3 separate regions of the Homo sapiens genome follow, and regions 1 and 2 are each linked to region 3. Evidence: chromatin contacts called from ENCODE Hi-C or POLR2A ChIA-PET data. All regions are on one chromosome and are shown on one strand. The core of a region is the stretch at or near the end of the contact, and the rest is flanking DNA. Distances in the headings are between cores, read along the strand shown. Region 1 overlaps LOC105369489 (a long non-coding RNA gene). Region 2 has its middle 150 kb from the start of ARHGAP20. Region 3 has its middle 97 kb from the start of FDX1.

Region 1 (4,897 bases), core at 1,881-4,380, 480 kb before region 3:
TATTAACTTGTGTGTATCTTCAGTCTCGGTCCATTTGCATATGATCATTAGGGGCCAGGAGAAAGAACAAAAGGTCCTATACTGACTAGAGAGAGAACTTTTCTCTATGGATTTAACTTTTACTACACAAGTAATGCACACTTGTAGAAAAATTTTAAAATATAAATAAGTAAAAAGAAGAAAATGAAAATCACTTGTAATCCCACAACTATTACTATTTGGTTACAAAGTCTCTCAAACTTTTTTCTTAAAAACTTATAAAAATGTAAATCATTCTCTACATAATGTTTTGCAACTTGATTTTTTCACTTAACAATGTATTGTGAACATATTTCAACATCATGTAATATAATCTCCAGCATATTTTTAATGACTTCATTGAATATCATTAAACTGAATAAATGATGTATTTAACCAATTCCTTATTGGTAAACATTTATATTTTTCTAGTTTTTTTTTTAAACCATAGTATGGGCCATGTTGTAGCAAACTGTCTTGTAACTAAACCTCTGTGCTTATCTATAATTATTTCCTTAGAATAAATTCCTAGAAATTGAATGACTAGATCAAAGAACATGCGTGTTTCAAACTTTTTAAAAACATGTTGTCAAATTGGCCCCAAAAGTTTTAGGAATGCATATTCCCTCCAGCAGGGTATGATGGGAGTCTTGGAGAGAAATGTTTAATCTAGAGTCCTTCCCCTGGCTCACCTACTTGCCAATGAGTTTGGCTGGACCATTCCGTCCTTTTACTGTCTTCAACCAAATAGGTGCAGTGCTCAGTTATCAGCCATCTATCCTTGCATGCCTCTCTCTTTCTCTCTTCCCCAACAGATTTCAATTATTTTCAAATGGTTGCATATATATTGGAGGTCCTACTTAATGAACAAACTCAGTGTGCTGATGTCTCTTCAACCCAGATGTCTCGCCCTTCCCCTCACTGGAAGGAAGCCCCACAATTTCATCAGCAAACAACATACATTCACATCTTCCAACATATCAAAGTTTAATATCCAATTTAGGAAAATGAAAGTTGCCATCTTTAGAGGAATGGGAGGAAATCTTTTCATAAGAGCAAGGGGTGGTTACTGGTGTGGGCAACACCTTTCACTGAAGGTTCAGCATTGAAAGAAGCTGCAGAGTCTTTGCAGGTAAATATTTCCTCTCAAAATGTAGCAAACGTCTTTTGCTTAATATATAATTTAGCACTTACTCTGAAATTCTTTGCCTATAGTACATCAGTCACCACAACAAATATCAAAAGTAGATATTATTATGTCATTTTACATATGAAGAAAATGAGGTTTAGAGTGATTCATTCATCATTCAAGAATATCTACCGAGTGCATAGCATTACATTTAGAAACATGGAAGTTATTGGTGGTCTTAATAAGAATGCTTTCACTGGAGCAAAACCCTGATTTGAATGTGTTCAAGAAAGAGTTGGGAGAATCTAGAGACAGTAACTATTGTATAGATTGCTCTTTCAAAGAGTTTTGCTATAAAGGGAAAGGGAGAAATGGGGGCTATAGCTACAGAGGAAAGTGGAGTCAAAAGAAAGATTTTTAGTAAAACGGAATAACAGCATGCTAGTATGGGAACAGTTTGAATACAGAAAAAAAAAATCCTATGATGCACGAGAGAAAGAAGTGGCAAGGTTTGCTCAGCTGAGAGCAGAGTGTGTTCATCCACATTAACAGAAATGAGATATAGGGAGATGGGTAGAGGCGGAAGTGGGAGTTTGTGGAAATTCTCTCTTCATTTTTCTCGGGAAAGCAGGAAGCAAAGCCAGTAATTGAGAGGGAGAGTGGGGGTAGGGGGTTTAAGAGAACAGAGGACGTATGAGATCCTCAGCTAGGAAAATGAGACAGTGAACTGGCTAGGGAGGCAGAGTGGTTGCCAGGCAGCAGAAGGCACAGCTGAAGATGGTAGTCATAAACTTAATGAGACTAGTCAGTAAGATTATGTGTTTTTCTCCAAACATGTCCAACGCTACAGGCTCAGGTGAGGAAGAGGCAAAGAGGTGGATGTAACTAGGTTTCTCATTTAGCCAAGCAAATATGCCAAAGGAGAGGGACAAGGAAATTAAAAATACACTCAAGAATTACTGAATGGCCGTGGCGTTTTTAAATGAATAATGAATAAAAGGAGGCCATGCAAGAGGTAAGGGATGGTGAAACACTTGTATAGATCAATAAAACAAGATCTTGGTAGGAGTCAAAGTGTTGTTGAACTACTGGTGGTGGCAGGGAATTGGCAGGTAGAAGACGGTAGTGAGAGAATGGGATAGTTGAAATTGGGAAATGGAAGTCAATTACGTTTCTCAAGGTCATACAATGTTATGTTGCAGAGCTGGGAGTCAAACTAAGATCTCTCTAATCAAAGAGCCCACCCCAATATTTAAGCAGTGCACTCAGGACAGAGTGAGAGAGGCCTTAGTTCACAGAGGCACAGTTGGCTTTTGTGGTATCATTCATGCAAATGAGACCTCATGGCTTTCTGTGGCAAATATTTATAGCACCGCATGAGAATGGTAATGTAAAATTTCTTCTCCCTTTCTCCTCCCCCTCCTACTTCTTACAGAAATAGTAACTGGTTCAGATGGGCTGGGCTGGTTCCATGGAGAGCATATGTTTGCTGATGAGGAGAAACAGACAAAGCCAGCTAATGGGAAAACGTGGGGTCCCTTATGAGTTCGGGGTTTAAATATCAGTTTCTGGTGTTTGTGCCTGTGTGGTTTTCTCCATGAAAGTGATCATTATCTTTCTAGCTTGAGATCTCCCCTGGGGGTGCTTGGTGAGGGCACCCACCCTCTTTAGATATTAACCATTCTCTAACAGCAAAACCACGGACAGGTCTTGTGGTGTTATATGTGGGGCAGAGTTAAATACAAAACAGACACTGAGGCACATTGAAATCGTGAAGCCGACGACAGCCCAGGAATGCAGAGATTGAGGCCCAGTCTCCTATGCGACTGCTGACTGTAAGAATGTTAACTCTAAATTTCCTGAATGTTGTCAGATCACAGCAGGGAGTCATGCATCCTCCCTGTAACATTCTCTCTCTCTGTTCTCTTTCACACACACACACACACACACACACACACACACACACACACACACACACATCATAAAGCCTTGAGGAATGTGTTCAGGATTTATGCAAGCTGTGTGCCTGGAGACCACATACTCTGTGAGAAAAATAAAATCTCTAGTCCTGAGAGATGATAATGATCATTTAGATTAGAACCATAAAAAGGAAAGCCATAGGATTTACTCTTACTGTGAATCTTGGATATTTCTGAATTGCCACCTTTCAAATGATGACATAATTTTGTCAGTGCTACTTCTTTCCCCCTGGTTTTCTTGAGTGACTTAAGCAAAGGGCCAACTGTGTGTTTCCAGCATAGAGCCTGGCACATGGAAACTGCTTAAACAAATGCTATTGGATAAACCTAATGGTGGCTTAAGGTCATTACTCAGGGGTGGTTGGTGATCTTAGACTCCCCTACAAGTTCCATCAATCTCCTCTTCAAGTCACTCCAACTGAGTTTTTTTAAAATATGAGTTTGCAATGTAACCATAGCTTCCAAGAGAATTTTCTGGAAAGAAAAAAAAAAACCACCTCCATGTTGCCCCAACCAGATTGTCATCCCGAAGACCCCCATATACAGAATGCTGGAGCTGTCCCCATCTCTCTTATGACCATTCCTTCCTCCCTAGTAGGTAATGATGGCTTGCCTGAGATAATCCACACTGGTGTACAGGAGTGATGGGTCTTACACCTAATAGCTCTATGACATCTTGGAGGCAAGTTTCTGAACCTTAATGGAACCTAGGTTTCCTTATCTGCAGAAAGGAATAAGAATATCAACATCCTATAGTGGTTTTCAAGAATTATTATAACGGATGCATAGTACTCAATGAGAGGTTATAAGCAATATCCCTCATATGAAATATAGGTCCAATGGTAATTCTGGATGAATGTTGCCTCTTTCAAGGAAAATATTTTCATTGTATCAGGGACCTAGTGATTGTAACAGACTCATAGTGATTTCCAGGAGGGAAATCTCTGCTTTAATTGAGGGTGCTAACAACATAGTGATAGTGGGAGTGAAAGTTTTAATGATGGTTTTTAAGTGAAGCTCTTCTTTCACACTATATTGGGACTGATTGTTTCTGGTGGGGTTTCAGTGAGTGGAACTTTCTGTGAGCCTCAGAGTCATAACCAGTGGGGTCTGCACAAAGAGGGGCTTGCCCTTCATTGAGGCTACTGGCTCTGTGCCTTCCTGAGCAATACATGATACCCCCATTGGGAAGGCAGTCCTGTTATGTCCAGGGCACTTCTTGCCAACAGGAGGCCCCTCCACCCTGGGATAAGCAGAGAGAAGAACCTATGCTTTCTTTAGGCATGCACAGCATCCTTATTCCAGAGGTTGTTGCTCAGTGACATACCAGACCAGAACTCCCTGAATCAGGCACCAGGCTGTGAGCAGACTTGTAGTTTGAAAAAGTTATGCAGGTGATTCTGGCATGTTTTCTCACTATAGTTCCCCTGCCCACAGCTTTACTGACACTCACATCTTCCATGCCACTTGAGAATCAATGTTCTGTAGTTGACCCGTGAACTACATGGACTGAACACACAGGTCCAATACATGGATTTTCCTCCATCTCTGCCACCCTTGAGACAGCAAGGGTGTCTCAAGACACCTTGAGACAGTAGGTACATATGATATGCTACCTACTAAATATGGGTTAACCTACTGTTTATGTTGTCAACAAGGCTCTTGGTCAAAAGAAGGCTAGCAGTATTTAAGTAGTAGTTAAATTAGTAGTAGTTAAGTCAAAAGTTATATGTGGATTTTCAGCTGTCTGGTGGGCCAGTGCCCATAACCC
Region 2 (4,865 bases), core at 2,111-4,610, 330 kb before region 3:
TGGATAGCATGACCTGATGGCTTAAATTTGCCCTAAATACTCCTGAAAAAGATATGCAGAGAAAAATTAAACAAGTGGGATAGGTTGGAGATTATATACAATTGGGTATATATGGAGATTAATTACACTATTCTCTCTAGTTTTGGGTGTATTTGAAAAAATACAAAGAAAGAAAAATTTTTCTCTAACCTTATATTAGCAGTTTAATTAACTAAATAAATAGATAATTACATTGTATAAATTATATTTGAAGGGCCAACAAAGATTAGGACAGGCCCTGTGATTAAGAGCACAAACTTTGGTGATGAAAACCTGGGTTTAAATCTCACTTTGGACACTAAGCAAATGAAAAAAGCTTTCTAATTACTATTCAATATCATTTTCTAATATATAAAATGTGGATAATATTTATAATCTTAGACTACAATTAAAAATTAAGTAAAATAATACATATAACCTGCCTGGTACCAAGTAGATGCTTAATAAATTATAGTTGACACTGCTATTACTATTAATTATAATACTTTGTATTTAGAGAACAGAATGGAATTGAGTTTGGGGTGATAAGGAGGGAAAAGAAGAATGATGGTAGCTACCAAAAATATTTTAATAAATATCTATGTCCTCTGATATAGATTAGATTTGTTGTGAGATTTTTTTCTCACTAGAGGCATACAAGTTTTTACAGGCTAATTAAACTGTATCATTTGAGATAAAAAGTGCAGTCAAAGCTATTTAAATAGCATGTAGTAATTAGGAAACTAGTTTAATGGAGAAAATCTCAAAGGGAACCAATTTTTTTCCCTATTTGACAGAATGAATGTTTTAAAACCTTAATAGGTGCACCATATTGGTTCATGCCTTTGAATTGGAATGGTTTTCATTCTAATTGCATGGAAAGTTAAAATCACATTATATTAAGACCATGAAGAAGCACAGATGTTTTGCAATTTGACTTGCTGCCTGTGTCTCTGAATGGTTCAAAGAAAAGATATAGTGATATGTTATGGTGCACATTTGTTTTAATATTTGGCTAGAGGTTCTTGATAAATTATTAACTGATCAACATGATGTCGTGTGAAAAGTCTATAAAACAAAATTATGTCTCCACTGAGATAAGTGAGTGGCAAACATGTTATCATTAGCACCGTCTACACATGAACAAAGAATGACAAATTGAAGCAATTCTCCTAGTAACCTCAAGTCCAAAAATCTCTACAACCTGATATATTCACTTGATTGAGGAAGAATTGCTTGAGGCTCCAAAATGTCTAAGTAATTGCCCGTATTTTCTCCCTCACATTAGTTTAGCTGTGTCTGCAAGCACAGATGGTCTGCCCTTTGTTTTACCTTCACTGACTTGGCTGTTTAAGCTTGCCACTCAACTTGGACAAAACAAGACCCCCTGAAGGTTCCTTGGGTCTCTATGAAGAGACAGACACCCTATTAGGTGGCTCCAGTACCCGAATGCTCCTTGCTTTGCTACATATTCCTCTAATGTCCTGTTTTTGGTGTCATGCTAAGATTGTTAAAGAATATGAATTTAAATTTCTATCTGCTCCAAGGAGGTCAGAATTTCAACAGGAATCCAAATCTCGAGTGTAAAGAGGGTGAAGCTCTAACAAGTGAAATTGGGAACTGAGCATATGTCTGAGGTGAAAGAATGTGGACAATCGGAGGGAGTTCAGGCTTGGAGACACTTGGTGAAGTCATCAGAAGGCAGTCTCTAGCCAGCCCACATCTGCCCATGACGCATTTGCTATAAAGGAGCAAAGGCCGGCAAAGGCGTCTCCACTCTGTCACTGCAATGTACCTTGAATGAGGTACAGAACAAACAAGCAAAACCTGAATCCAGTCTAGACAGGAATTTTACATGCTGTCTTCTTTTTATTTATTTATTTATTTTTATTATTATGCTTTAAGTTCTAGGGTACATGTGCACAACGTGCAGGTTTGTTACATATGTATACATGTGCCATGTTGGTGTGCTGCACCCATTAACTCGTCATTTACAGCTGTCTTCTTATATAACATCTAGAGAACATTTATCTTAGTGGTACCAAAATGCTTCCATTCATTGTGTGGCCTGATTTTCTAACTGACTCTAAGCCGTTTACTCTCTTAGCCTCTGGGTTTTGTTTTGTTTTGTCTTTAATGAGGGAGGGGGAACAATTAATGAGATAATAATTATCACCATAAATGTCACTTGAGACAATAAGCTGTACTGTTTATGTGTGTCAGGCTCCTTAGAGGAGAGACACCCAAGAAGCTATTCGTTTAAGACCTTCCTCTTGGCAATTCAACAACTTCTTTTATTGGAGGCCATAAATACCCAGGTTGTATGTTTATATTCAACAGAAATCTTCTGGAGACAGTGTTTCCTAAAGCATTGCTCTTTGGCATGTTGTCGCCAGATATGTCAATAGGTATGCCTAGGAAAGGCCTCCATGGTTCAAGAGGTTTAGTGAATGCTGAAATCCATAACTTCTTAGTGATGTAAAATGCGTGTCAGCAATTAGAGGCTCTGAGAAGTCCTGCAAGAAAGAGAACTATTTGACTTTGAATAACCCAGCTGTTTCCAAACTTTTTTTTGAACACTTATTTTGTACCCTGTGGAACAGTGTCCCAGAGAACACAAGCTTATAAAATGCTGCTTAACTTAGTGGCCCCAATCGGTGGATCATAAATCTTGGTGATAAAGCATGGGGTGCGTGTGGTGGGAGAGTGGGGAGAAAGAATGCAGAACTAGAGATCCATGAAGCCATGTGTTTACCAAGCACTGTTTCTAGACTTAGTAAATAATATAGCTCATAAATACATGGGTGACTATTTTTCTAACATATGAAGATGTTATTATAATTTATTAGATATAAATCCATATAAAAGCACAACAAAAATTTTTAGTAGTTGTTTACTTCTTTTTGAGTCATCAGAAACTAAAATTATAACTATCATGTGGAAGATTTGTAAAGTGGTTTGATGTTAAATGGGTTTTTTGTGCTAAAGGAGAAAAAAAAAAGCAGAAATCATCCTCTTAACCCACAGGAGTGAATCTAATAGTTGGAAATTCAGGCATGGTGCCAGCAGATGGGGAAATTCTGAGAACACAAATTCTGGTTCTTCTCAAATCATAACATGCCGTGCCACCGGGTTACCCATGAGTAACCTGGGTGTGTAGGACCCAGTGCTGTGGATGGAGCTCTTCACATCTCCTTGAGGCCAGGGCTCTGTGGGGTGTTAGCACAGCATGCACAGCGAAACTGATGTTTCTGGATCCCAGCTGTATAAATGAGCTACAATGGCCAGATGTGACCGTCCTGACCCTGTTTGTGTGCAGCATGGACATGCAGCCTCCATGACTCCCCAGGGACCTTGCTGGCTCTGGGATTCTATGACAGCAGACTTCGGCAAGTTGCTCATCGAAAAGTCAGCAGAACTCCCATATAAAAGAAAAATTGTACTCACAGATGCCGCTGTCTCCAAAGAGAGGGCAAATGTGGGTCTATCTGATGAAAGCAAACTCAACAATGTCCTTAATCACAAGGATGATCAGCCTGGTCAGCTGAAAGGGTATGGCTAGCACGATCCAACCTCATCATTACTCTGGAATCATTACAACCCTGATGGTGAGATGATCATGGTGATTATCATAGCATGTAGTTATGCTACTAGCATATTATGTGGCTTGGATCATGTTTTCCCTAGTCCAGCTGATAGACAACATTTAATTTTGTTCTTGGTATAAAAAAAACCATCATTGGTCTGCAGCATTTGGTCTTTTGCAAGCACTCTGGATTAACTGAACTTTAAGAAACATTCACATTTAAATCATACCCCCTCACTCTGAGGTTGAGAATGCAAACTGACCAGGAACACAGCCAGATAAAGCGAGACTTGACTTCTGCTCTTCATGCTGGTGTCCACACCCTGCAGAGGTGGCTAAGCCAGCACACTAACTTCATCTGGGGAATGGAGGCCTGTCACAGGGAATCAGGAACTCTTGGACTCTCAGTTTTCTTAATGACTCAGTGATTGTTGACCTGGAGGAAATCCAGCCCAATAGAGCAACATTTTCTCTAATTCCTAATTTTATTCTTAGCTGCAAGTTTTCGACATTTTTACCTGGGACTCTGGCTCAGAATTATTTGATATCTTTCTTTGTCAGGTCATTTCGCCCCTTTATGTTTTTAAATTGCTCATTTTAGTTTAGTTTCAGGTGATTTTTCTATGCTGCATACTCCAAACCATGGTTCCACATTTTCACTTTTGAATCTTGTTTTAGGGTCCCTTGAGAAATATAACTTTAGATGTATGTGGCTAAGAGTGAAAAGATCAAGGAGTAAAAACAGAACTTTGCATGCTTTAGTGGATTTTAACTTCAAAATTCTTTCAGGAGGAGCACGGATGGCTATTCTTTCTTGGTTTTACCTAGTTTCCATTTTACTCATCTACCAAAAAAGATAATTAACATTTATAACTAAATGTCTTTGGCATGGAGCCAACTAACAATAAGATTGTCTACATAATATAAAGCACCCAGATTAGTACAATATAAACTGGAGAAGTTAAAGAAATGAAAGGAAGGAATTAGTCAATGATTCAAAATTCTTGGCTACATCTGTACAGTGCTAGGCATTTGGAAGGAAAGTGAGCATTCCGGTTAGAACTTAAGATATCTTCAAATATTTAGATTGATTGTAAACAAGTTTTTTAGTTTTAAGTGCTAGGTATTTAGTGGACAATAGTCTTTCATAAAAAAGTTATTATTCACAATCTTGGGAATTACTAATTCACATTCATGGGGCCATTTACCCAAGAGTGACATCATTTTAGATGTAGACCATATGTACATGATACCAAATACT
Region 3 (4,658 bases), core at 1,252-3,751:
ATACAAAAGATCAACAAAATCAAAAGTTCATTATTTGAAAGAATAAATATGATTGATAGGCCACTAGCTAGACTAACAAAGAAAAAAAGAGAAAGAGATGATCCGAATAAACACAATCAGAAATTACAAAAGGGACATTACCACTGACCCAACAGAAATACAAAAAACCCTTGGGGACTACTACAAACACATCCATGAGCAGACCAATAATGAGTTCCAAAACTGAAGCAGTAATAAAAAGCCTACCAACCAGAAATAGCCCAGGACCAGACAGATTCACAGCCCAATTCCACCAGATTTATAAAGAAGAGCTGCTACCATTCCTACAGAAACCATTCCAACAAACTGAGGAGGAGGTACTCCTTCCTAACTCATTCTATGAGGCCAGCATCATTCTGGTTCCAAAACCTGGCAGAGACACAGTGAAAAAAGAAAACTTCAGGCTAATATCCCTGATGAACATACATGCAAAAATACTCAACATAATACTAGCAAACTGAATCCAGCAGCACATAGAAAGGCTAATCTACCATGATCAAGTAGGCTTTAATTCCTGGGACACAAGTTGGTTCAACATATACGAATAAACAAATGTGATTTATCACATAAACAGAAATAAAAACAGAAACCACATGATCATCTCAACAGAAGCAGAAAAGGCTTTCAATAAATTTAATATCCCTTCATGTTAAAAACCCTCAACAAACTAGGCATTTAGGAAACATAACTCAAAATAATAAGAGCCATCTATGACAAACCCATAGCCAACATCACACTGAATGGGCAAAAGCTGGAAGCACTCCCCTTGAGAACCAGAACAAAACAAGAATGCCCATTGTCACCACTCCTATTCAACATAGTACTGGAAGTCGTGGCCATAGCAATCAGGCAAGATAAAGAAATAAAAGCCATCCAAATAGAAAGAGACAAAGTCAAACTATCTCTGTTTGTAGACAATATGATTCTATACCTAGACTTCAAACTATACTACAAGGCTGCAGTAATCAAAACAATAAGGTACTGGTACTAAAACCAACACATAGACCAATGGAACAAAGTAGAAAGCCCAAAAATAAAGCCACACCTCTACAACCATCTGAACTTCGACAAAATCAACAAAAACAAATAATGGAGAAAGGACTCCCTATACAATAAATGGTGCTGGAATAACTGGCTAGCTATATGCAGAAGATTGAAACTGGATTCCTTCCTTACACCATATACAAAAATCAACTCAAGATGAACCAAAGACTTAAATGTAAAACATAAATATAAAAACTGTGGAAAATACCCTAGGAAATAGCATTCTGGGTATAGGCTACAGAAAAGATTTTGTGACCAAGACTCCAAAAGCAATCGCAACAAAAACAAAAATGGATAAATGGGACCTAATTAAACTAAAGATCTTCTGCACAGTAAAAGAAACTACCAACAGAGTAAACAGACAACCTACAGAATGGGAGAAAATATTTGCAAAGTATGCATCTGAAAAAGGTCTCATATCAAGAATCTATAAGCTTAAATTTACAAGCAAAAAACAACCCCATTAAAGAGTGGGCAAAGAACATAAACAGAGTTTTCAAAAGAAGACAAATATGCAGCCAAAAAGCATATGAAAAAATGCCCACATTACTAATCATCAGAGAAATGCAAATCAAAACCACAATGAGATACCATTTCACACCAGTCAGAGTGGCCATTACTAAAAAGTCAGAAAATAACAGATGCTAGCGAGGTTGCAGAGAAAAGGGAATGCTCATACACTGCTGGTGGAAATGTAAATTAGTTCAGCCATTATGGAAAGCAGTTTGGAGATTTCTCAAAGAACTCAAAACAGAATTACCATTCAACTCAGCAATCCTATTATTGGGTATATACCCAAAGGAATATAAATCATTCTACCATAAAGACACATGCACATGTATGTTCACCGCAGCACTATTCACAGTGAGCAAAGACATGGAGTCAACCTATATGCCCATCAATGGTAGACTGGATAAAGAAAATGTGGTACATATACACCACGGAATACTACACAGCCATTTTTAAAAAATGAGCTCATATCCTTTGTAGCAACATGGATGGAGCTGGAGGCCATTATCCTCAGCAAACTAACAAAGAAACAGAAAACCAAATACTCCACGTTCTCACTTGTAAGTGGGAGCTAAACACTGAGTACACGTAAACACAAAGAAGGGAACAATAGATACCGGGGCCTACTTGAAGGTACAAGGTGGGAGGAGGGTGAGGATTCAACAACTGTCTATCCGGTACTCTGCTTATTACCTGGGTGATGAAATAATCTGTATACCAAACCCCTGTGACATGCAATTTACCTATATAATAAACCTGTACTTATACCCCTAAACCTAAAACAAAAGTGAAAACAAGTCACTAGAGAATTTTAGTGGGTGCCTTCTTCCCAGTTCTAACCACATAACCCCTGTCTCTGATCAGACAAGCACTGCTGGAGGCCAACACAGAAACATAGCTGGCAATGGCTCACAGGGCATTTCCCATCCAGTAATGACCTGTCTGCCTCTACTTAACTCCCAACACCACAGTGGAAAGGGCACCTGAGGGGAAAGTCAAGCCCTTTCCTGAGTTGAAAGCTCACAGCAACCATTCAATGGTTTTGTGACGTTGCACAAGTCACTTAACTTCAGCGAGCCTCAGATTCCTCATCTGCAAGTGGGAATAGTAGCATCCACCTGGGATACAACACAGTGATGTTGTGAGAGTGAAATCAAAAACAGAGAGTGGAAGATGCCTTGTAAAGAAGGGGGCTCTGTGTGCCTCTGCCAAAGCTGTTGGCAGCATCTCTGCATTGAGGCCCATTAGAAAGCATGATCTAATTGGGTGATTCAGACAGGCTTCCCAAATGCATTACAGATCATTGTTAGGAAATGCTAAGTGGTGTCTGAGAGTTCAACCAGCCCTAAAGGTTACTCTGAAAGCCTGTGAGTAAACCGCAGTTATATCACTTTGGGCTCCTGGCCACCTGGCTGTGTTGCTAGAAGTGCTTCAGGCTTGCTCTGTTCAGACTTGGTTTGACCACAAGCATATTAAATATTAAATCATGCAGAGGCAATGGCAAGGAAAATAGCTATGTCAGGTGTTAGTTACTCTGCCTTTCGTTGCTATTCATAACAGTTTCCTACGCATTTAGAATGCTCCAACTTCAAGCCTCAGGCTTAAAAGAAATGATATCAAGCCTAAAGGAACTTTGTCCTAATTTCACTGGAAATTGAAAGTAGGCCCCCAGACATTGACGCTGTGTTTCTTCATGCTCTTGACAAGGGAAGGGCTCCAGGACAGATGCAGGCCCTCTGCTCCTGGGAGAGAGGCCGCTGCCGGGATTCAGCCCCTAAGACTTCCTTCCCCATTCACAACAATGATCCCTGGTTCTTCCTCCACTCTTCAGGCCCTCACCTCTACAGCGCTGACCCTACTTCACCTAGAGCAGCACTTCATTTTTATTTATTTGTTCCTGAGACAGAGTCTCACTCTGTCACCCAGGTTGGAGTGCAGGGGCACAATCATGACTCACTGCAGCCTCAAATTCCTGGATTCAAGCAGCCCTCCTGCCTCAGCCTCCTGATTAGCTGGCACTACAAGTATGTGCCATCATGCCTGGCTAATGTTTTAAATTTTGTATGGAGATGGGGTCTCCCTATGTTGCCCAGGCTGGTCTCGAATTCCTGGGCTCAAGGGATCCTCCTGCCTTGGCCTCCCAAAGTGCTGGGATTACAAGCGTGAGTGAGCCATCACACCCAATCTACAGCAGTAATTTAATGAAGGAATGAAACAGCCTCACCAATAGAGGGACAAAGTGATAGGAGCCTTCTCCTGGCCTGCAAAAGCAGTACCCAATACCCGCTTTGGGGTAATCCTGCCCAAAGGGTTTCATCAACATTTAATCATGAGGAAGCAACCAGATAAATCTAGGATGTGGGACATTCTAAGAGACCATTGGCTTGGACTCTTCAAACATATCAATGTTAATTTCTTAAAAGGCAGGAGATGTATAGATTAAAGGAGACTAAAGAGACAATTACATGCAATGTGTGGGTGAGCCTTGATTGAATTTAGGCCCCCCCCAAAAAACAGCTCTTCGAATTCTTGGGGAACATTGGAGAAGTTTGAATATAAACTGCATAACAGATGATATTATTGAATGAAGGTTAGTTATCCTGGGCAGGGTAACGGTCATGTAGTTATGTTGGAGAATATCCTTATTCTTAAAAGATGCATTCAGGGGGAAGAGACATAGTGTCTGCAACGTTCACACATACAAACAGCTGATACTCATCACTGACATTCTATATTTGCAGATTTGCCTGCTTGCTAAAATGTATTTCAGAATTATAGCCCCCTGAATCAATATTCATAGGGCTTTGACGGTTACTTGCAGACATACAGAGTGATGAAAACTTTGAGTCATCCGATACAAACATTCTCAGATGAGGTCAAGGAAGGTTGATCAACACTCTGTCTTCTTGTTTCACACTGTAAACAAGTGTCCTTTCTGTGGTCTATTTAGTGGCACATTTTTTGCATTTTTATTTTTGTTGGTGATTTCACTACTTAAGATTGCCCCACGCACAAGGCTGAAGTGCTGTCTAGTGTTCCCATGAGCAAGAGGGCTGTGATGAACC

The links. Hi-C counts contacts between places; a loop is a spot of excess contacts on that map. ChIA-PET counts read pairs that join two places held with the same protein, here RNA polymerase II (POLR2A). Pooled maps may share reads with other maps.
Region 1: a pooled map shows a loop between it and region 3 (8-fold over the local background). The contact joins two enhancer-like sites. A Hi-C loop is called at or near these places in 3 of 37 single-sample maps with no recorded cell type and 3 of 50 pooled maps. POLR2A ChIA-PET finds 5 or more read pairs at or near these places in 1 of 52 experiments (Panc1).
Region 2: a loop to region 3 is called in a map with no recorded cell type, with 14 times the contacts of the local background. The contact joins two enhancer-like sites. A Hi-C loop is called at or near these places in 4 of 37 single-sample maps with no recorded cell type and 2 of 50 pooled maps.

What each region holds. Positions count from the first base shown.
Region 1 is chr11:111,003,369-111,008,265 of GRCh38, reverse strand. All of the region lies in intron 2 of LOC105369489 (a long non-coding RNA gene), which reads left to right. Among named protein-coding and RNA genes, the nearest start is that of LINC02550, 92 kb to the left of the region's middle. Within about 2 kb of position 3,130, at least 3 of the 41 ENCODE cell types and tissues checked have a DNase peak (open chromatin) inside an H3K27ac peak, as active enhancers do.
Region 2 is chr11:110,857,091-110,861,955 of GRCh38, reverse strand. No RefSeq gene overlaps it. Among named protein-coding and RNA genes, the nearest start is that of ARHGAP20, 150 kb to the right of the region's middle. Within about 2 kb of position 3,360, at least 5 of the 41 ENCODE cell types and tissues checked have a DNase peak (open chromatin) inside an H3K27ac peak, as active enhancers do.
Region 3 is chr11:110,524,359-110,529,016 of GRCh38, reverse strand. No RefSeq gene overlaps it. Among named protein-coding and RNA genes, the nearest start is that of FDX1, 97 kb to the right of the region's middle. Within about 2 kb of position 2,501, at least 4 of the 41 ENCODE cell types and tissues checked have a DNase peak (open chromatin) inside an H3K27ac peak, as active enhancers do.